Regions from separate parts of the Mus musculus genome. Here region 1 is linked to region 2. Evidence: chromatin loops called from intact Hi-C (ENCODE). Cell type or tissue: gastrocnemius. All regions are shown on one strand. Each heading gives the region's core, and the rest is flanking DNA. Links, peaks and the distances in the headings are about the cores only. Region 1 has its middle 35 kb from the start of Ybx3. Region 2 overlaps Ybx3 (Y box protein 3).

What was found. Hi-C counts contacts between places; a loop is a spot of excess contacts. Peaks named below come from ENCODE experiments on the same cell type or tissue, not always from the same donor. Only the 100,000 strongest peaks of a DNase experiment are listed, where the experiment ranks them.
Region 1: a loop joins it to region 2, with 5 times the contacts of the local background. A loop is called at or near these places in 19 of 42 quality-filtered maps.

What each region holds. Positions count from the first base shown.
Region 1 is chr6:131,417,480-131,428,447 of GRCm38, forward strand. No RefSeq gene overlaps it. Among named protein-coding and RNA genes, the nearest start is that of Ybx3, 35 kb to the left of the region's middle. In gastrocnemius, for the core only: CTCF peaks have their summits at 1,524 (motif pointing left) and 4,286; DNase peaks (open chromatin) are centred at 1,476 and 4,281; H3K27ac peaks cover 958 bases.
Region 2 is chr6:131,361,920-131,372,887 of GRCm38, forward strand. Ybx3 (Y box protein 3) reads right to left here. Exons shown (of 10, transcript NM_139117.2): 7 at 8,404-8,495; 8 at 6,470-6,641; 9 at 5,846-5,944; 10 at 2,939-3,486. The coding sequence ends at 5,879. Among named protein-coding and RNA genes, the nearest start is that of Gm22362, 13 kb to the right of the region's middle. In gastrocnemius, for the core only: a CTCF peak has its summit at 5,357; DNase peaks (open chromatin) are centred at 2,060 and 5,372; H3K4me3 peaks cover 627 bases; H3K27ac peaks cover 2,923 bases.

The DNA of each region.
Region 1 (10,968 bases), core at 895-8,894, 55 kb after region 2:
CTTTAGAACATTTCACATTTCAGGTGTTTTACTTTTTGGAGGGGGATCGGGTTTCACTCTGCAGTGCAGGCTGATCTTGAACTCATTGATATCCTTCTGTCTTAGTCTTTGGAGTTCTGGGACTAGAAGCAGGAGCTGTCACTTCTGGTTCTGGTTATGTGTAATATGGTTGGATCATGAGGGTCTGTGTTTTATTTTCATTTCTGTTGCTATGATAAGACATTTGATAAAAGGAAGCAGAGGAGAGAGAGGAGTTTGTTTTTGCTCACAGTTGCAGGTTATAGTCCATCAATGCAAGGAATTCACAGAGGTGCAAGTTTTGAAATAGCTAGGCACATCCACAGTCAAAAACGGAGAAAACAAATACATCCATACCTCCAGCTCAACTCCCTTTCTCTGCTTCTATTCAGTCCAGGAACCAACCCTACAGAGTGGTGTAACTAACTTTTAGACTTGGTCTTCCCACATCAATTAACATATCCATGACAATTCCCTAAGGATTGACCACACAGGCACACCTGTTCTAGATTATCCTTCACTTTCCCAACCAGCTGACTCTAGGCTGTGCCCAGGTAACAGTTAAAATAAGCCATTACAGCATGTATAAAAAATTATAATAACTTCAGGTGCTTTTCTGATATTTTATTTCAACCTTCTGTATCAAAGAAGCGTTTTTATCTTTGTATACTTTAAAACACCTCATACTTACTTTAAATGCCATTTTTTTCTCTTTTAACTCAGTTTGGATGAAATTCTGTTGTTTCTCTTTTAAGATAAGAGCCAGTATGGGGTGGCACCATTATTTCATGGTGCCAAGGGTTGAACCCAGAGACAAATACCTGTTAGGTAAGTGTTCTGTTGTGGAGCCACACTCCCAGCTCCTCATGGGTGGTTTAAGCTACAAGGGACAGATCTGAGTGACCCTGATATAAAACCCAAAGTGGGCATTGCTACAGCTGTCTAGTGTCATTTTGTAGTGACTAGAAGATGATTTATATTAGCCTGTTCTAAAAAGGAGTCAGCTTGATGGTGCTCCCTTGACGGTGCTCCCTTTCTCTTATCAAGAAAACAGTGAAAGCACCATTTCTTGTACTAGTGAGTATATAGAGGAAGGAAGGGCCCTTCGGGTTAGTTCTCTTCACAGGTGTCAGCTTGCTGTAGGATCCTGGGCATTCAGCTAAGGCTGGAATTCTACCTCCATTGTTTACTTTCAATAACTTGGTATTTTAGTAGCTTATCTTCCCCCTCCCAGTTGTCTCACTTTCTTTCGAATCAGTAAGGGATTGATTGGTAAAGCCTGCTTTGTGTGGCAAAGGACCTAGATCATAGCTGAACCTCCTCTGGGAGTCATTGGTCCCACTCTCAGGCTTTGTGTGTGGCCTTTGTTCTACTGGCCCCAGCAGCCTGGTGACTTCATAAAAACAGGGAAGGGAGAGCTGTAAACATTAGCTTCTGAAGAAGACAGTTTCTGAGAATCTAAACTTGCCATTTATTTTTACTCAGTGTTATTGCCACCCAGTGGATTTGTTGGGTAATGAAACTAAGGCTGAGAAATCAAAAGTGGAATGAAGCCAAGCAAAGTGCATTCCAGTCTTTATGAGTCCCCTCTTCCAGCACTGGGAGAGTGAACCCAAGTTGTTTTGCTGGGGCTTGAGTGAGATCATTACATAATACACTTTCATCCCTTCCTCTTCAGTTTCACATGTAAAAAGCAAGTTCTAGGTAATTTGAATTTTAAGCCTGGACAGCAGTGAATGTAGGAAGAGAACCTAAGATCTCCTGATGTCTAATCAAATATTCTTCCCTTTAACATGGTTGGATAACAAATACTATTAGGGCAAAGAATTGATTATTTTCTCAATACTATCTCATAAACAACTCTTTTATAATACAAAAGTGATAATTATAAGTAATTGATCACTTAGAAATCTGCCTTATAGCATCGTATCTAATGTGGTGCTGCCCTTTTGTTGTTGTTGTTGTTGTTGTTTTTTCCGAGACACGGTTTCTCTGTATAGCCCTGGTTGTCCTGGAACTCACTTTGTAGACCAGGCTGACCTCAAACTCAGAAATCTGCCTGCCTCTGCCTCCAGAGTGCTGGGATTAAAGGCATGCGCCACCACGCCCGGCAGGTTCTGCCCTTTTATGGTTGATTTCCTTGGAATTGTTCTTCACCTTTTAGAAGCATTTTCTGTTGCTCTCTTTTTATGGATGTGCTGCCCATGGTCACACTCTAAGGACCAGGCTCCATTTACTCAAGCCTCCTTGAGAACTTCCTGTTTCTGTCTACTTCCAAAGACACTCCTCAGCCTCAGAGAAGCTCTGTACATGCTATTACCTCTATGTTCCACTACGTCCTGTCTGCTTCTGAGCCTGTGGGTTGTAGTGGTTCATCTTCCTCTTTTGAGGTATTAGGGAGTTCTTTCAGCATTTTACTAGTTCTTTAGCCAGGTGATCAACTCAGAAAAGTGCCCCGTCTCATCGTCTCATCATCTCATCTTATGTTGAAGAGCACTTGAATTGTCAGCATGCATTCAGTCACTATGCATTTATTAACCCATTGTGGGTATCCCTTCCCTTCCTTTCCACTTTCAAGCACCTTTCTTTCTTTTATCAAGGTGGTTGAGATGCAGAGAGGAGGGCAGATTAATTTTAGAATATTTAAGTCTCATGGAAAAATTCTGTTCGGATTCATGACTTGATAGAACAACCTAGAGAGAATTGACAGTTTAGAATCATCTTCCCAGCCTTAAACTTGAGTTACTGCTCTTTGTCCTACCTCCATTAACTCTCAAAAATGTTCTGATTTTCTTTTAGAGATCTGACATTGATGTTTTGTAAAAAGCTTTTTTTTTAAACTTCCCTTTTCTACTGGTCATTGCTGTTCAAACTACAAGTATTTACATGCTAGTTATTTTAAACTTTAGTCAACTTTTACCTGTACAACTTATTCATTGATTTAAATACTGTCCCTTGGTTTTGCTTGGATTCTCAAAGACAGTCATAATGACTGACCTTTGCCCATTTAATAGTTATGCTTTCTGTGTACTTTCCCATTCTTTCTTTTCTATTTCTGGTTTTTAGTGAACTCATTCCCTCCTGTGTAGGCTTTGTTTTCCTTGACTTACCATGAGTGAGTGTGTGTGAGACCGTGAATGTGTGTCTGTGTGTGAGTGTGTATGCATGGCTATGTGTCTCTGTGTGTGTGAGTATGTGTGTATTTTGTGGAGGTTGATGTTTGTGTTTTTGTGGTGGGTGTGGAAGCAGGGCTAACCTGTTGGATCGTTTTGCATTCCTTCTCTAAGCAGTCATCTTAATGAGGGCCCTAGACTCCCCAGTCTTCCCTGTTTGCCCTAATTATAGGTTAGGAGAGTCTAAAGACTAACCTCAGCCTTTATCAGATGTTTTACCTGGTTGCTCTCTCAGAGGAGATATGCCCTCTCAAGGAAGTACTCCAAATCCCTACATTTTGAAGGGACAGAGGCAGTTCTAGTTTTCTGTTCTTTCTTCTTTTTTTAAAGTTTAAGTTTTTATTTATTCTTCTTTCATACATCACAACCGCAACTTCCCCTTCCTCCACTCTTTCCAGCCCTGCCCCCCCCCCCCCCAATGCTCCAATCCTAGACTCACTCCTTCCACTCCAGTCTCTCCCCATCCCCTGAAAAGAGCAGGGCTCCTAGTGATATCAACCGAACTGGCACAAGATACAGTAAGATCAGGCACACAACCCTTACATTAAGGCTAGACAAGTTAACCTAGTAGGAGGAAAAGGGTCTCAAAAGCAAGCAAGAGTGTCAGATACCCCAATGCCCATTGTTAGGAGCACCCTCTCCCCTGAAAGGAAAAACAAAACAAAAGAAACAAACAAAAACCAAACCAACAAGAAGCTAAAAACAACAAATATGCACAGGACCTCGCCCCGACCCCTACAGGCTCAGCTACTGTTGCTTTAGTGTCTGAGTTTTAAGACCTATTTAGTTGGCTCCGCGGCCTTCATTCTCCTGGAATCCTCTACCCCTCTTCTTCATGGGAAGGTTCTCAAGCTTTCAATGGGGGGCAGATTGAACGGAGATCTCCAACCTGGGCTCTTTCTTGGCCTTAGTTTTGGCTGTGGGTCTCTATATCTGTTGTCAACAGCTACTTGATACAGCCTTCTCGAGTATAACATTATATAGCATTAGGTATTTCATTGATTTTCCCCACTAATCCAGACATTTTTGTCTACCCTAGGTCTCTGGGCTCTCCAGCCTCCTATTCCTAGCCATCCAGGCAGCATTGGGAGTGGTGTCCCCCTTGTGGCTTGGGCCTCAAATTACACCAGTCATTGGTTGGCCACTCCCACAAATTCTGAACCACCATTGCCCTACACATCTTGCAGGCAAGGAAGAGTGAAGTTTTTGCTCCTTGGTTGGTGTCCGAGTCACACCTTGTCTGGTTGCATAAGATGGACCGTTCAGACTCTGAATCCTCCATTACTAGCAGTTCTTGCTGGGTCACTCCAGGGAGACTCCATCGCACTAGGTTTCCACTCTGACCCCCCAAATGCCCTCCATGTCCAGTTGTCTCAGTTGTTTCTCCCCATACTCTCTTTTCATTCCTCTTCCAGCACATCTGATCCCTCCCATTCCCATCTTCACCTGTCCCCAGTCCACCTTCAAAACTCTATTCTACTTCTCCTTCTCAGGGAGAGCCATGCGTTCCTCCAGAGTCTTCCTTGTTACTTAGCCTCACTTGGTCTGTGGATTGTAGCATGATTATCCTTTATTTAACAGATACTATTTACTTATAACTGAGTACATACTTGTTGCATGTAGCTTTGCTACCCAGCCTAAGCTCCAGGAATGGTTTGAGCTACCAGCTCCCATCCAGCTTCCCTTGGATTCACACATAGAAGACACAGACACACAGGTTGTTCATTTTCAACTTAACTTCTTGGCACAATTACTGGGCATGATCTTTTCTCCCTCAGAAGCATGGCAAACTCTCCTCTCCTTTCCTTGTTCAGTCTCCTTCCTCCAGCGACCTGGAAGTTCCACCTATTCCTTCCACCCAGTAATTGGCCCATGGCTTCTTTACTGACAAATCAAACACCAATTGGGAAACAGGACATTAGCGTCAGAATAATTCCTAAACATACCATGTTTGTCTTTCTGAGTCTGGGTTATCTCATTCAAGATGATTTTTTTTTTTCTAATAGCATTCATTTGCCTACAAATTTCAAGATGCCATAAGAAAAAAAAAACCCGTGGAATACTTGATCATGTAAAATTACCACATTTTTTATTTTCTTTATTTATTCTTCAGCTGAGGAATATCTAGGTTGTTTCCAGTTTCTGGCTATTATGAATAAAGCCACCATGAACATAGTTGAGCACTTGTCCTGGTGGTAGAATCGTCCTTTGAGTATATCCCCAAGAGAGATATAGATGGGTTTTGAGGTAGATAGATTACCACTTTTCTGAGAAACTGCTCCATTGCAGGAAATATTAAAAACAAACCATCACATTAGCCCTCGAAGGCTAGCGGCCTATTCTTATCTTGTGGAGACTCTCTGGTCTGCGGCTCCTGAATCTCTCCACCCAGCTCACTATGTTCCCACTGGCGGTGGCTACCCTTGGCCTTTGTGGTGCACATCTGGCAAACCCATGCTTTGCCACCATACCTTTTTCTCTTGAACCCAGTCGAACTGCCTCATGAAGGAAAACACCACACAAACTTAGTTCAGAAACAATGGTAACTCAATCACTGGGCACAACAACTAAAATCCTAATCTTATAAGCCTTATTAAATCTTGTATCCTTATTAAATCTAAATTCTCTGGTGGCAAGTCCTGATGGATCTGCCTTTGAAACTGGGAGATACTAGTAATTACATCTTGTCCTCATGAAATCCCTGTCCAAAAGGACCTAATTCTCTCCTGCTTCTGTCTAACCTGGAAGTCCTGCCTACTCGCCCAGTGATTGGCTCCTTTATTTATTAGGGGATTTGTTCACAAGAAGTCACATGAGTATGATAACTCCTTGTCAGCAACCCCTTCCAGGAGAGTGGAATTAGCCTCAAAATACAAACAGCACCAGGCCTATCCACATACTGCTCTACTGATTTCCATAGTGGATGTACAAATGTTTACTCCCACCAGCAATAGAGGAATGCTTTCCTTGCTCTACATCCTCACCAGGATAAGCTGTCACTTGTGTTATTGATCTTAGCCATTCTGATTGCTATAACATGAAATCTTGAAGTAGTTTTGCTTTGCATTTTCCTAATGGCTAAGAACGTTGAATATTTCCTTAAGTGTTTTTCAACCATTTGAGATTCCTTTATTGAGAATTTTGTGCTTAGATTTGTACCCAATTTTTAAAATTTAATTGCTTGGTTTCTTGATGTCAAGTTTCTTGAGTTCTTTATATATTTTGCATATTAGCCTTCTATCAGATGTAGAGTTAATAAAACTCTTTTTCCCATTTTGTAGGCTACCATTTTGTCCTTTTGATGGTGTCCTGTAATCTTTGCTTTATAGAAGCTTTTCAGTTTCATGAGGTTCCATTCATTAATTGTTGATCTTAATGCTGCTATCAGTGTTCTGTTTAGGATGCTGTCTCCTGTGCTAATAGACTCAAGGCTATTCTCCACTTTCTCTTCTATCAGGCCTGGTTTTAGGTCTTTGATTCACTTGGACTTGAGTTTTGTGCACGTTAATAAATATAAATCTATTTGTATTCATCTACATGCAGAAATCTAGTATGACTAGCACCACTTGTGAAGATGCTCTTTTTTTTTTTTTTTTTGGTATTTTGAGACAGGGTTTCTCTGTGTAGCCCTGGCTGTCCTGGAACTCACTTTGTAGACCAGGTTGGCCTCGAACTCAGAAATCTGCCTGCCTCTGCTTCCCGAGTGCTGGGATTAAAGGCGTGCACCACCACACCCGGCTGAAGATGCTCTTTTTTTCATTGTGTCTTTCTGGCTTCTTTATAAGAATTCAGTTATCCATAGGTGTATAGATTTATGACTGGGTCTTCAATTAGATTCCATTGATCAATGTGTCTGTTTTTATGTCAATATCATGGAGGTGTTTGGTTTGTTTTAGTTTTTCGAGAGAGGGTTTCTCTGTGCATCCTTGGCTGTCCTGGAACTTACTCTGTAGCCCAGGCTCGCCTCGAACTCAGAAATCCCCTGCCTCTGCCTCCCAGGTGCTGGGATTAAAGGCATGGGCCACCACTGCCCGGCGTTTCTTCCTCTTCTTAAAAAGAAGTTGATTATTGTCCTTCCAAGGTCAGAATTTTGTTGGGGATTTTATTATGTTAATTCTACTGTGCATGGGTGATCTTTCCATTGTTTGATCTTCTTTACTTTCTTCCTTCAAATCCCTGATTTATCACAGACATCTTTCACTTACTTGGTTGGAGTTTACTCCAAAGTATTTTATATTGTTTGTGGCTATTGTAAAAAGTATTGCTTCCTTTTTTTTTCTCAATTTGTTTGCCATTTGAATCTAGGAGTGCTACTGATTTTTTTCGGTTAAGAGTCAAGGAAGTTCAAGTCTTTCGCCTGGCCCGTGAGAGGCCTGAGTCAAAGAGAAAACAACCAAAGTAATTCTTTTACTCCCTGTTGCCAGAAGGAATTGATTGCCAGAAACCAGTGGCATTTAGCTACAAAATAGTGAGAAACCAGTGCCTATTAACACTAAATAGTATGAGAAAAGAAACCAGCACTTATTATCACAAAATAGAGTTATAGGGCCAGAGATCATCAGTCTTATCAGATAGTTTGTCCCACCTTATACTCTTCATTCTAAAGACCAGGGCAGATGCCTGACAGGTGTGGACCAGATAGAAGATGGAAGGAACATAGGGCAGGGCAGGGTGAACCTCACTACAGCTGGGCTTGTTGAGGTCCCAGCAGGAAGCGGGGCTTGGGGAGAGGGTTGGAGCATGGGTGTATCACTTGGGTGTCCTGGGTGGGAGCAATCCTCCCAGGAGGAAGGCAGAGCTGTGAGGTAGGGAGTGGGGTGCCATTTGGCAATTGCAGGTGGAAGTGTGGATAGGAAGGAGGATGGAGCTCTGATAGGGCAGGGCATGACTGGCTTGCTTGGGTCCCAGCAGATGGGCATATTGGGGCATGGTTGTCTCACCTTGGTGTCTTGGGTGGAAGCAGGCCTTCCAGGGGACAGACTGAGCTGTGGGAGTAGAGGGAGCTGCTGATCCAGGATTGCAGGTGGACTGCTTTTTGTTCTAGAGAATTCGTGTGTGATGTTGATAGTGTAAGACCCTCTCCCTTAGTCAGTGGTACTTAATTTGAGACCTCCTAAGTGAAACACCGAGATGCAGATCAATGCAAAAGCAAGAGATTTATTTCCCAGCGCTTCTGGGTCTATCTTTAATTAGTCCCTCAAGGCAAGTGACTAGAAGGCGACCCCTAAATAGCTATTACAAGCAGTTTTTATACTTTTTAGGGGCATGGGTTACATCAGCAAGGTTACAGTTCAAACTTATTGGCTGGCCATATTGACCTTTAAATCTATTGACTAGCAAGCAGGAGCAGATCATGATAAATATTTGAACTCTACCTGGGACTTTTGAAAGGGTCAGGTGACTATCAACCAGTACATTCTGACCAAGCCCGCTCAGTCAGTTAACAGGTTCTCCAGGGCAGGAGTGAAGATTAAAAAGAAAAAAGACAGTTAGACAACCTTGTAGCACGGCCTTAGTCCATTCTGAGACTGAAGGCAAATTTAATTTCCCCAATCTGCTTTTTATATCATTTTAATTGCATGGAAGCATTCAGGGTGAGTAGTACAATGAGGGATAAAGCAAGACAATAGTCAAGGAACAAGACAATAAACACAAAGCCCCATGATCACTCCGGTGATAGCTGTTTCTAAGGATGATCAAGATATCTGAACGTACTTTTTTGTTCCATTCTAAAATCAGATTTTTACTTCCTTGTCCTTGACCAATGTCAGTTCCCTGCCTGAACTTACTTCTTTGTCCTTGGCCAATATCAGACCACTGCCAAGTGGTACCCCCAAAAGGCTCTCCACAACATTCTGGGATTTTTTTTAAATCTAGGGTGTTCCTGTCAGTAGAGAATGGACCTTGGCCTAGCCTTAACCCCAGGTGGGAGGGGGAAGCTGTAAGGAGGGTGTGGGACTGGAAAAAGCACTTTAGGTCCTTAAATAGTAAGAGATCTCTCCATTTTTTTTTTTTTTTTTAAAGATTTTATTTATTATTATAGTAAGTACACTGTAGCTATCTTCAGACACACCAGAAGAGGGAGTCAGATCTTGTTATGGATGGTTGTGAGCCACCATGTGGTTGCTGGGATTTGAACTCTGGACCTTCAGAAGAGCAGTCAGGTGCTCTTACCCACTGAGCCATCTCACCAGCCCCTCCATTTTTTAAGATGTAAAAATGTAGACACTTAGTGATATGAACTTTATTTAGTGCCACTTTCATTGAGTTCATTGTAGTAGGGCAGGATTTGTAGACAGAGCTTAACTTTGCTTTTATTATGGAATATCTTGTTTTCTCCATCTCTGGTGGTTGGAAGTTTTGCTGGGTATAGTAGTCTGGGCTTGCAGGATATCTGTCCAGGTTCTTCTGACTTTTGTGTTTATGTCATTCTTGGATTTTGATTGAGTTGAAAATAAGTTATAGTCTTATAGTCAACTCAGGTTATTTAGCATTGAGAGAGATGGCATATATTTGAGAGGGTGGTTTTCAGATGGTAATGCAAGCTAAAACCAGAACATAATTCAGGTAAAGAATTGTAAACTCTCTAAAGTAGGATAGATAATAGAGTACTTTATCTAAACTGACAAATATGATGGACTGGGAGTAAGTGTGTCTTATAGTTTATAATTTGCATAGTTGAAATGGTTGTGCTTAATTTATATCTGAGAGAAAAGAGTCTTTTAATTGGACAAAATTGTGGGTTGCCCTGGTGCTGTTTGTATTCTGATGTTAATTCTGCTTCCTCTGGAGGGGTTTCCCTGATGAGGAATGGATCACATACTCAGGTGATTTCATGTGAACGTTTCCCCCATTTTAACTGGTCAAATAAAGGTGGAGCCTGTGATTGGGCAGTGGAAGGTAAAGGTGGAGCTGGAGGCTTTAGAGAGTAGAGGAAAGGTAGAGGAAGAAGAGGTGGAAGGGAGATGGAGCAGGATCACATGGCCCAGAGAAGCTGCAAGTAGCAAGGGATCTCATAGCTGGGCAATACATTAGTGTGCTGGTAGATCTTTTCAATCTTAGTACATATAACTTATAAATATTATAACTGAGTTGTGTGTTTTTTGCCTGGGATGATTGGGCTTGGAAGTTTACTGCAAAACACATTACTTAGTCTTTTTTACCTTGCAGCTTTTAATATTCTTTCTTTGCTCTGTATGCTTAGTATTTTGATTATTATGTGGTGAGGGGAGTTTCTTTTCCAATCTATTTGAAGTTTTGTATGCTTCTTGTGCCTGTAGAGTTATCTCCTTTAGATTAGGAAAATTTTTCTTCTAATATTTTGTTGAAAATATTTTCTGGGTCTTTGAGTTGGGATTATTCTCCTTCTATTTCTATTATTTTTAGATTTGTTCTTTTCATAGTGTCTCAGATTTCCTGGATGTTTTGTGTCAGGAATTTTTTAGATTTAACATTTTTTTTATCTATTTCTTCTATCATATCTTCAATGCCTGGCATTTTCTCTTTCATCTCTTCTATTCTGTTGGCGATGCTTACATCTGTAGTTTCTGTTCACTTACTGTCTTAGTCAGGGTTTCTATTCCTGAACAAAACATCATGACCAAGAAGCAAGTTGGGGAGGAAAGGGTTTATTCAGCTTACAATTTCCACATTACTGTTGATCACCAAAAGATATCAGGAATGGAACTCAAGCATGTCAGGAAGCAGGAGTTGATGCAGAGGCCATGGGGGGATGTTACTTACTGGCTTGCTTCCCCTGGCTTGCTCAACCTACTCT
Region 2 (10,968 bases), core at 1,852-9,851:
AGATCAAGCACTCAAGGCTAGCTGGGCATAGCGGGACATGCTTTTAATCCCAGCACTGGGAGGCAGAAGAAGGTAGGTGTCTGGTTGGAGGCCAGTCTGGTCTACATAGTTATAAAATAGAAAGACCCATTCTCAACTCCCCTTTAAAAAGAGAACTCAGACAGGCAGTGGTGGTGCATGCCTGTAATCCCATCACTTGGGAGGTAGAGGCAGGCGGATTTCTTGAGTTTGAGGCTAGCCTGGTCAACAAAGTGAGTTCCAGGACAGCCAGGACTGCACAGAAAAACCCTGTCTCGAAAAACCAAAAAAAGAAAGAAGAAAGAAAGAAAGAAAGAAAGAAAGAAGGGAGGGAGGGAGGGAGGGGAAAGAAGGAAGGAAGGAAGGAAGGAAGGAAGGAAGGAAGGAAGGAAGGAAGGAAGAAAGAAAGAAAGAAAGAAGGAAAGAAAGAAAGAGGGAAAGAAAGAAAGAAAGAAAGAAAGAAAGAAAGAAAGAACGAACGAACGAAAGAAAGAAAGAAAGAAAGAAAGAAAGAAAGAAAGAAAGAAAGAAAGGAAGAAAGGAGAGAGAATTCTCAAAATTAATCTTGGCTATAAAACAAGTTTGAGATCTGGCTGACTCCATGAGACCTGTTCAAAATGAGCAAACCCCACCACCTAACAATAACAAAACCAGCCAATGAATAAGTGAACAAATAAATAAATACATTTGCTAATATTCATACTCCCAGGTAATCTAGGTACCTCACAGTCAAAGACACACTTGTATTTAAGTCACAACTTCCCAACAATAGGCACATCCAGAAAAAGTGAAAAAGTGTTAGAACTAATAGAAAGAAAAAAAAACAAACAAACAAAAACGCAGGACTATTACTCTGACATTCACTGGTTGCTAATTGTTGGAAATGATACAAATGATTACAAGTTGTACATGGTACCAGCAAAGCAAAAGGAAACTTAACCAGAAAAGGACTCTGAGTGAGGCCAGAGAACAAAGGACCAGGAAATTTCAATGTCAAGAAAATGTCTTCAGGCATTCATTGTAAGTACACATTACTTCTGATCTCAGGGATGCTTGCCATAAAGGATCTGGCACCGTGGTAGCATGGCTTAAATACACACTTTTTCTAAGTATAAGCAACATTAGAAGTAGCTGCTACAAACCTTCACTTACAGTGATACATAGGAATATGTTACAGGATCACACCTGCCTGTAAATGCATTTCCTAGGACTCCAACTCCCTCTTCTGGCCTTCTCAATTACATGTGTGTGCACACACACGCCTAATGAGTTTTAACAAAACCTGGGCTTTTTTTTTTTTTAAACTCAGGAAGTGGCACCTAGATTGGTGTCAGTCTTCTAAAAGCTGAGTAGTAATTCTTTGACAAATTTATTCAAATTATATTAGTTTATTTTCTTAGGAGGTCCTTAAGAATTCCTTCATCCTCTGACTGGCATATATACATTAACTACATCCACCTCTTCCTTTTGAGTCACTTTTTCTATGAATTCTTGTTTAAAAGTTTTTTTGATTTATGGAATGCATATAAGCATTTTGCCTGCATATATATCTGCATACCATGTGAACAGAGGCTAGATGAACGTGTCAGATCCCTTGGGACTGGAGTTACAGATAGTTGTAATCTATGTACACGCAGGGAGACATGTACTCCTTCCACACCCCCGTGTTTTGGCGAATACTACCTACTTGGATGTGTGGAAGATGGTTCCCTGGATCCTACTCCCATCCTGAGAACTGGAGAACACACTCTGAGGTAAACAGTGGAGTTCAATGCGGGGAACTGTGTAGAAACTCTGTTTTTGACACATTATGGCTACCACCTCTTAACCTGCCATCAGTCTCCATGTCTCGATGTCGTGAACTGGACTGTGCTATCCATTACTCAGCTCATGGGAAACATGAATCAAAGACACTCCTATTCTACCTTCCCACCAAAACCACAGCTGTGTAGACATGCTGGACATTTATCTTTTTATACCCGTTTGCATAAAACATGCTGATTTCCCCCCTTGCTGGCACCTGTCCAAGCTCTGCCCCTGTTGCTGCCTCTATCTCCTCTCTCTTACTGGCACCATGACCTACCTGGATTCACCTTAATCCCATCACTCACTCCATTTGAAGCACTGGACAAAGTAATGATCCACAGGAGTGCACGTAGAGGGAAAGCTTTCCTTATGAAAATCAGATATATCCCCAAATGGGAAACATTCAGAGGGGACCTTTCCTTGTTTCTATCACCGAAACAATCTAAATACAGCCTCAGAACTACTTGCAGGGCGTTTGTCTGAGGGCGATCTTAGGTATAACAAGACAGGGGCTGAGGCACTGCTCCACTTTCGTGAAGGCGATGGGCATGCAGTGATTGTTATGGTTCAAGGTGTTCAGACACATCCTTGCATGAATGGCCAGAGACCAAGTGTGTACATGAGACATAGCAGTTTGGTCTCAAATCCTCAGGGATAAAGTTAAGAACATTTCATAAGCCCACAAATAATCAACAGAGGATCTGAAACTTCACCTCACAGCCATCCTGCTGTTGCTCTAATGACCAGCCTAGAAATTCAGCCTGTAAACCTCATGCCTACCAGAAATGAGTTTATCTCTGGGTTGCACATTTCAAAGATACCCACCCAGTTCCTATGATCTCAAACTCACAACAAAACACAAAACATTAACTCATCTGTGCCTGGCTCAGCATTTAACAGGGCTGGGGAGATGGTAAAAAGCGCAGGCTGCTCTTCTAAAGGACTCAGCTGATTCTTAATACCCATGGCAGCTCGAAGCTGCCTGTGACTTTCCAACACCCTCTTTGGGCCCCTAAGTGCACCAGGCACTCATGTGGTACACCAACATCCACACAAGAAGAGGTGGAGGGAGGAAGAGGAGAAAAGGGAAATACACACTAGTTACACAGCCTTTCCTTTGAAGGTAAAAATTTTATTTTTGAGGAACTTGTTACTGCACATTTCAGAGAGAGCTATGTGAGAAAGCAAAAACGTTCTCCCCTCATCCTAGGAATAAATAAGGGCATAAAATTTCTTCTTAAATCATGACACTTGGAAGTTTAGCACCAGCATCCAAAATGAACAACAAAGGAAAAAGAGCATTTACTATATATTTCAGATTTCTTTGGTTGGGGCAATCCCCATGTGGTATTAATATTTCTTCTTTTAATTCATATTACCAAAACAGTAAAAACCAGGAAAAAAATAGAAAGCACTAGGTTGCTGAAACTGGGGAGGCTGCTCTCCTGCGCCTGTGCAGGTTCCCGGGATACAGCTTGATGGACACTTGCTGGCTCGTTCCCTTTGTAGTTGTTAGTTTCGTAGAGAATAGCAGTAAACATTCTAATGTCCAATTCTTGGTTAGTCTTCCATTTTATTGCTTAGATGTTTCTTTGGTGTTGGTAAGGTCGTGGGTGTGCTTTTTTGCCTTGTTTTTGAATGGTCATTAATTCTTTAGGTCACCTGGAAGAAATTAAAATCAAATTTTAAGAGTGATATACAATGACCAAAAGTTAGGACAAACAGGCAAAAATTATTTCCATACAATTCAAAATTACTTACAAGGCTCTAAAAACTAGGTATATGTCTTACATAGGCATAATGGGATGAAAATTCTTACTTTTTAATGAAATACTTCTACAAAGTAGAAGAGTCAGTATATAATTAGTATATAAAAAGTCTTGAATGATGATGAACACTGTAAAAGGCAGAGCTGTAAAAGGTAGAAACAGGACTATTGGGGCTTGCTGGCTATTAGCCTAACCCTACACACAGCTGAGTGGATTAATATAGGTCCTGAAGGGGGACTATCCAGTCTGCCTAGAGAAACAAGGAATGCTGCTATCACCCAGCACAGCAGTGTGCCCTCACCGACAGCCAACTCCAACCCACAGTACTGCCCAGAAAGGTTCATTATAAACCCCAAACTGCACCTTCAAAAAGTGGCATGGACAGAGTAGGTTTTATAACTGGAGCCAGAAAGAAATACATAAACGGGTATAGGAGGGTGGTAGGTAAGATCCTGGGGGTGAACCAGGTGCTCAAGCACAGGCCTGGAATCCCAACACCCAGGCCCACGGTCAAGACCACAGAATGAGCCCTCTTCTGTCTGCCCTGAGCCCACCCAAAGAAAACCCAAAATCAAAATCACATATGAATAAAGCCGTTAGCCTAACCCTCTGGCAGCTGCATCTCCTTGGCTAACTTCAGTCTACACAGGTAAAACTGACAACATCTTTAGCAAGACAGATAAGGGGCTGCTCTTCTCCATTCCCATTCGAATACCACAGTTGAGTCAAGCACGTATGACAGCAATAGTCACTAGTTTGCTCTCCTGATAGTGGGCATGGCATGTCAATGCTACAGAAGATGCACTGCTCAATCTCTAATCCCCAAGCAGGCCAGAGCTTCAGAGGCCTCCATCCCATACCAAACTGCATAGCCACAAAACGAGTAACACTAATTGGAAAGAAGGGCAAAGAAAAACCATTCACATTTATGCTACAGGTAACACTTCCCTGGAATTTAAAACCAGGCTCTGGTCAGGAAGTTTTAAATTAACAAACTGAGCCTAGTATGGTGGTGCATGCTTGCAAGCCTAGCACTAACATGGATCACTGAGTTCAGACAACCTGGAATACATAGACTGTCTTTTTGTCTCTTCTTTGTGACAGAGCCTCTTTGTGTAGCTCTGGCTATCCTGAAACTTGTTGTGTAGACTAGGCTAGCCTTGAACTCACAGAGATCCAACTACCTCTGCCTTCTAAGTGCGGAAGGTGTGTGCAACCACTCCTGGCTAATGAAAGATTGTCTTAAACAAATCAGTGACATTGACTGGTAGGTGACAGAACAGCACTGCTTTTCCCAAATGACCTTGCTGTGAAAATGGACCAGTAAGTGCCTGTCACACAAAAATGAGGACAAGTAAGATTCCAAACACTCGCAGGAAGCTGGAGGCAACCCTAGTGTCCCATGGAAGATAGCTTGGCCAGTCTAGCCACTGGGCTCAGTGAGACCTTGTCTCGGCAAGTAACATGGGAAAGAACAAGACGGGGGAAAAAAAGCAACAGCCTTTGCTCACCACAAACACAAAAGCCAAATGACAAGCCTGGCTTGCGGCACAAGTCTGTCAACCCAAGCACTTGGGAACCTTGAAACAGGATTCCCTCAAGTTCAAAGGGAAGTCCCAAGTCAGTCAGGGTTACAAAGCAATATGCACTATAAACCACCAGCAAACACATGCATAAAAAGCAGGAACTAGGTTGGGACGGCCAGCTCAGTGGGGTAAGAGTGTTTGCTGCTTGTGCAGAGGACGTTTTTTAGTTTCCAGTACCAACACTAGGTGGCTCCTTAGAGCCTATTTCAGCTGTCGAGGATCTGATACTCTTCAGAACTCAGTGGGAACTGGCACTCACATGCACATAGCCCCACACAGACACATCTACACTAGGTTTTTTTAAAAAAAGCATTGTCTAAATAGATAGATAAAACTGGGCCAGCGAGTTGGCTCAGTGAGTAAATGTGCTACTTGTTATCCAAGCCTTCTAGATCCCATGTTCAAAAGAACTGACTCACAAAAAGTGGCAACCATTAAACCTGTCTCCATATTTATACCTCAACTTAGGGATTGACACTATATAAGGGTCAATCTCCAATATACTGAACATCCAACCATACCCCGCTCCTGCTCCCCCAACCAACCAACCAACCAACCAACCCCCCCCCCCCCCCCCCCGGCCTCCAACCTCCCAGGTGCAACAGAGACCACTGCGGGCACAGTGGAATCGCAGTGTGCTGCTGAGAGAACAGGAACCAGGCTCACCCTGCTGGTGGTTACGGTGCCTGGGAGCCAGGGTCACTCGGCACTGCTCTGTTCGGTAGCTGGAGCGGGGTTCTCAGTTGGTGCTTCACCTGCCTTGGTCTGAAACAGAGCAAACCACAAACTCCTTCAGAGGACTGTGTAGTAGCCTTTAAGGGTAAATGGTCTCAAAAGTTAATTTTCTTGCCTAGGAAGAGAAATAACAACGTGGGTTTTGCCTTTTATGTGTGGGTCAGAGACTAAGTGGCTTCTACTTGCCCAATAAATACCTTTCCACCTAGAGCCCACAGCGTGCCACGGCTGTGCTAAGAGTCCACAGCGTGCCATGGCTGTGTTACTCTGTCCTTGTTCACCGGCAGTTCTCTGCTATTAACTGTTGCCCTTCATACTAAGCTCCCAATCCCTGCTAGTCTAATTCCTCCAGAGACTGCTTAACAAGCTCAAGTCAAACGCTCAGCTCACGTTGCAGGAAGAAAATACTGTCTACAGATGAAGCCTAAGTAAGCAATGTTGTGCTTGATTAAGTGTCCAGTTTCACACGGAGAAAGACCATCCTTAGGACTTTAAAAAAGATGGCATAACTCCTCAAGGTGATCTGCGTGTATCTCTCCTGCCTGCTGGCTTTACCTCTTTGCCATCTTGTGAAACAGCGTTGAGGGGACGGGAACGGCGCCTATAGTTGTAGGGACGTCGGAATCCACGGCGGGCAGACGGCTGGTTTGGACCATTAGCCGCTTGCTGGTTTTCTTTGTCTTCAGCCTCTCCAATAGCAGGGGCAGGTCGTGGGCGAGCAGGTCCCCTAGAGCAGGGAACAGAAGTTACATAAGAGAGCTACATGTCGGAGGTGGGATGTGTGGGTTGAAGGGTGGGGTGGGCAGGAGTACTCAAGGGCATGAGGTTTGTCTACTATTGAGTCAAATGATTACTTGCTCAATCACCCACAGACCAGACCAGTGCAGGCAATGCAGATGGAATGATGTTTTGGTGAAACCCGTATTTCTCCATTCTGTTGTTCTTTTGCTTATTTACAAATTTGTAGTAAACAAACAATACAGTAAAATACATAGGGTCCTACACGGCACTATGATAGGCACCAAGGAAAATGGAGAAAGAAGCATGGCCCAGGCTGCTGCCTGCACACAAGACGATCTGGAAGAAAGCAAGATTCTTACGGAGACTCCTTAGCAAGGAAGGAGTCACTAACCATTACTGCAAACTGGAAACAACCATGTAAGGAAGGCTGCAGCACAAATTCTTTCCCAGTCTGTTTTGTTTTTGCTTTAATAAACCCTTATTGATAATCAGCTGGTATGTTTAACCAATAAAACACATGCAAATGTTCCGAAGTCTGAAGGCAGGAATAGTTCTCTGGTACCAGTGTTTTAGACAGGGGATGGACAACATGTAAGACACAACATCCCAGAAGTACCATTTGTTCCCCTCACCTCGAAGGTGACATGGTACTGACAAAAGCCTCTATTATGAAGCTTCCACAGGGTGATGGCTCTTGGGCAAGAGCACCTGCACCCTGAACACATGACCGGAGGAATGGTTTCTATCCTGGGAACCCATGAGAGATGCGTGTTCTGACCCACCCCCCCCAATACATGCTGAGGCGCACACACACAAGGAAGAAACCTAACAAAACCACCACCCAAAGGGTCTCAGGGAGTCTAGCCCAAATGAGGAATAGCAAGAGACAAAGCACATTAAAATGTCCCCACTCTTCACTGACCGTAATGCCAATGGTACTGACATGGTGTACAGAGGGCATCGTGGTAAACATCAGAGACCATTTATTCATGTAAATGTCTTACCACAGAATAACTCCACCCCTTCTTGGTTGTTTTTTTTTTTTTTTTTTTTGAGACAGGTCTCACTGTTTAGCCCTAGCTGGCACAAAATTCAGAGATTCACCCGCCCCTGCCTCCAGCTTTGATGACTTTTCAAAATGTCCAAGGTACAGACCTGATGGCCATAGCAGAGGCCAGAAACATTCCAAAGGACACAGAGCTACTAAACGCTTGGATTCTTCATAGGCTATGTGTTCTACAGCCAGCTTTCAACAGTCCCAGTAGACTACCTTGATGATTTAAAATGTTTAGTATTTCAACTTACATTTTTGACACAATAAGGTGCCCATTAATTAATGCTTATTGTTTAGTTTAGTAAAAATTAGGCATTAAATCAGATATAGTGTCAAACACCTATAAATTCCAGACTTTGGAGGCCGAGAGCTGAGGCAAAAAGGAGTTCAAATTAGAGGCCAGCCAAGGGTACATAATAAATATGAAGCAAGACTTGGCTACACAGTTAAGATCCTGTGTCAAAACAAACAAAATAAAGAGGTTTATTTATGCCACTTCAAGTTGCAGGTCATGACCAGTCACAGTTAAAGAGAGAACAGCATTCTTTCTGGTTGTAAAGAGAATGAATATCTCAATGTGTGTGAAGCCCTGGGCTACTCCCCACTACAAACGATCAGGCTCATGACCAAAGCAACCATATCTTCAAATAACAAGCATGGCCATGTAACAGACCCACAGTGCCCTCTTTCATACCTGCGGAACCTCGGGCGGTAAGTCGGATTCCGATGAGCCTGGAGCTGTGTTCCCTCGGGGACTCCATCCTTCATCTCCCCAATCTCACCAGCCTAAAGGGCAATGACAGCTGGAAATGAGCCAGGACACAGGGCAAGAAGGGTCAAAGCACACAGTCCTGTGCAGGAGACTGGCTTTAAAAAGCAAATCTGAGGCAAGAGCTTTGTTACCAGCCTGAAGCTCCAGTAACTGAGCCTGCTACTCATTGGCTATTTTTACAAATGACAGGAAAGAAATGAAAACTCATTCCTACCACAACAGCCTATCCCCTTCCTTAGCACAGGGCACCTAGCTTTTCACACATTAAGATCTGACCCTTTCAATGCTGAAAAGACTATCTGAAGGGCTTGAGCCTTATTCTTAGGGCTCAGCCGGCACTGCTCTCACCTAGTATGTGAGAAGAACTAGTTCCCAGCACCAAAAAGCAGACAAAATAACATATTTATATTAAAAGAAAATATTGTATTTCTGAGCAACTGGGCATGTTCAACTGCTTTAAACTCAGATGCACTGACCCACTAAGGTACATAGGTTTCAGTGTTCATGTTACCCATAGCTAGAAGCAGTTGAGGGAGGTGTCGGACTGGCAGGAGATAAGGAAGGACTGGCTTCAACCCAGTCCTGACAAAGCTTAAGCATACCCTTACCTATAGGTCTTCCTTGAAGCTTTTTTATCCGCTTATGATAAGTTTAGCATTTAAAAGTATGTTTTTGGAGGGAGGGGAGTCGTTAAGACAAAGTATTACAATGGCGCCGTGGCTACCCTCTAATGTGTGATCCTTCTATCTCTGTCTACCAAGGGTTAGAACTATACATATGTGTAGCTACCACCCCCCCCCCCAGCTTAAAAATTCCTAGGCCGGATATATGATCTAGGCCTCTAAGACTGGTGACCTGAATTTGTAACCAGGGACCCACATGATGAAGAGAGCTTCAGTCAGCAAAGTGCTTGCCTTGCAAGTTGGAGGACTTGAATTCAGATCCCTACCACTGATGTAAAGAGCCAGGCATGCATCTGCAATCCCAAAATTGGGAGGCAGAGGTGGGCAGATCCCTGGCGCTCACTGACTAACCAGTTTCAATCAGAGATCCTGTCTCAAAAGTAAGATGGAGGGGCCAGAGAGAAGGTTCAGGTTAAGAGCACTGGTTGTTCTTCCAGAGCACCTGAGTTCAATTTCCAGCACCCACATAGTGGCCGGCAATCACTTCTAACTCCAGTTCTAATGAATCTAAAGTCCTGTTCTGATCTTCAAAGGTACGAGGAACCATGTATATACAATAGTCATACGTTCAGGCAAAAAATCCTCCCCACCCCACTACTGTAACATACACACAAAATAGCAAGAGAAATAATAACAACAACAACAAGAATAGAGATAAGAGGAAGACACCTGCCATGGCCCTGTGACACAAACACACATACATTCACTCACAAAACAACAACCTATCCCTGCCTGGCATGGTGGCCCAAGCCAGTAACCCCAGCACTCAGAAGACTGAGGCAAGAAGAGAACCATGAGTTCCAGATCAATCTAGGCTACATAATGAGACCCTGTCGCAACAAACAAACAATAACAACAAAAAACCCATCTCCTTGCTTCACCTCTTCAAGAGAACGAGAACATGAGCACTTCCAGCATTCGCCAGTATGCCCACTTGCTTCCTTATAATTCATTTCTTTTTGACCCCGATTGAGGGAGGGCATCACACTCACATCCAAACTTGTCTGTTTTCAACACACGAAGCAAACTAACCCCATTGACCTCTATCCTATCACTGATTAAGGCGGGTAAGCTTCTTGAAGTCATAGCCATCGCCTTCATTTTATAACAACCACAAATGAAGTACCCCTCACTCCTCAGTTGGCATTATGATTTTACTATGTTTCAATGTCCCTTATAGCAACCAGGCCTACTTAGAATCCTGTATTGAGTTTATTTATCTTTCTCATCATTCTTGGCTATCAGATCTGAGCACCTAAATTTGGGATACTTTACATTTAATTCATGCACCTGGATAAGAAAGCCACAAAGTAGAGTGATGATCTATTTTCCTTACCTTGTGAAGTGGTCTAACACTGTTGACATACACCAGTTAGTGCTTTCCAAGATCCCACTAGCCTGAAAAAGCTGTTCCTCAAATGTTCAGTATATTCGTGTATTTATCTCCACCTGTATGGACTCGTGGGTTTCAATTTTCTTCAGTGAGCCATAATCTGTTGCTTTCATTACTGGCTAATAGGAACTCTACATGCAGGTTTATAGACTCTTGACAAGTCTCCAACAATCTTTAGTCTTTATAGAGTACTTCCTGCCTTTGTGGCACAGGATGCTCAAGGCTTTTACTGGTATTTACTCTGACCCAGCTCAGAAAACAAGTATTTCTAGAAAGGGGCTTCTTTCCACCAAAGAGTTGCACCCAGAAACAAGTAACTCAAGATGAACCATGCTCAGCACTGCTAGGGTATCCCTGCTTTGGAGTCTTTAAGTACATACATGCTCACAGACATACACATACAATCCAACA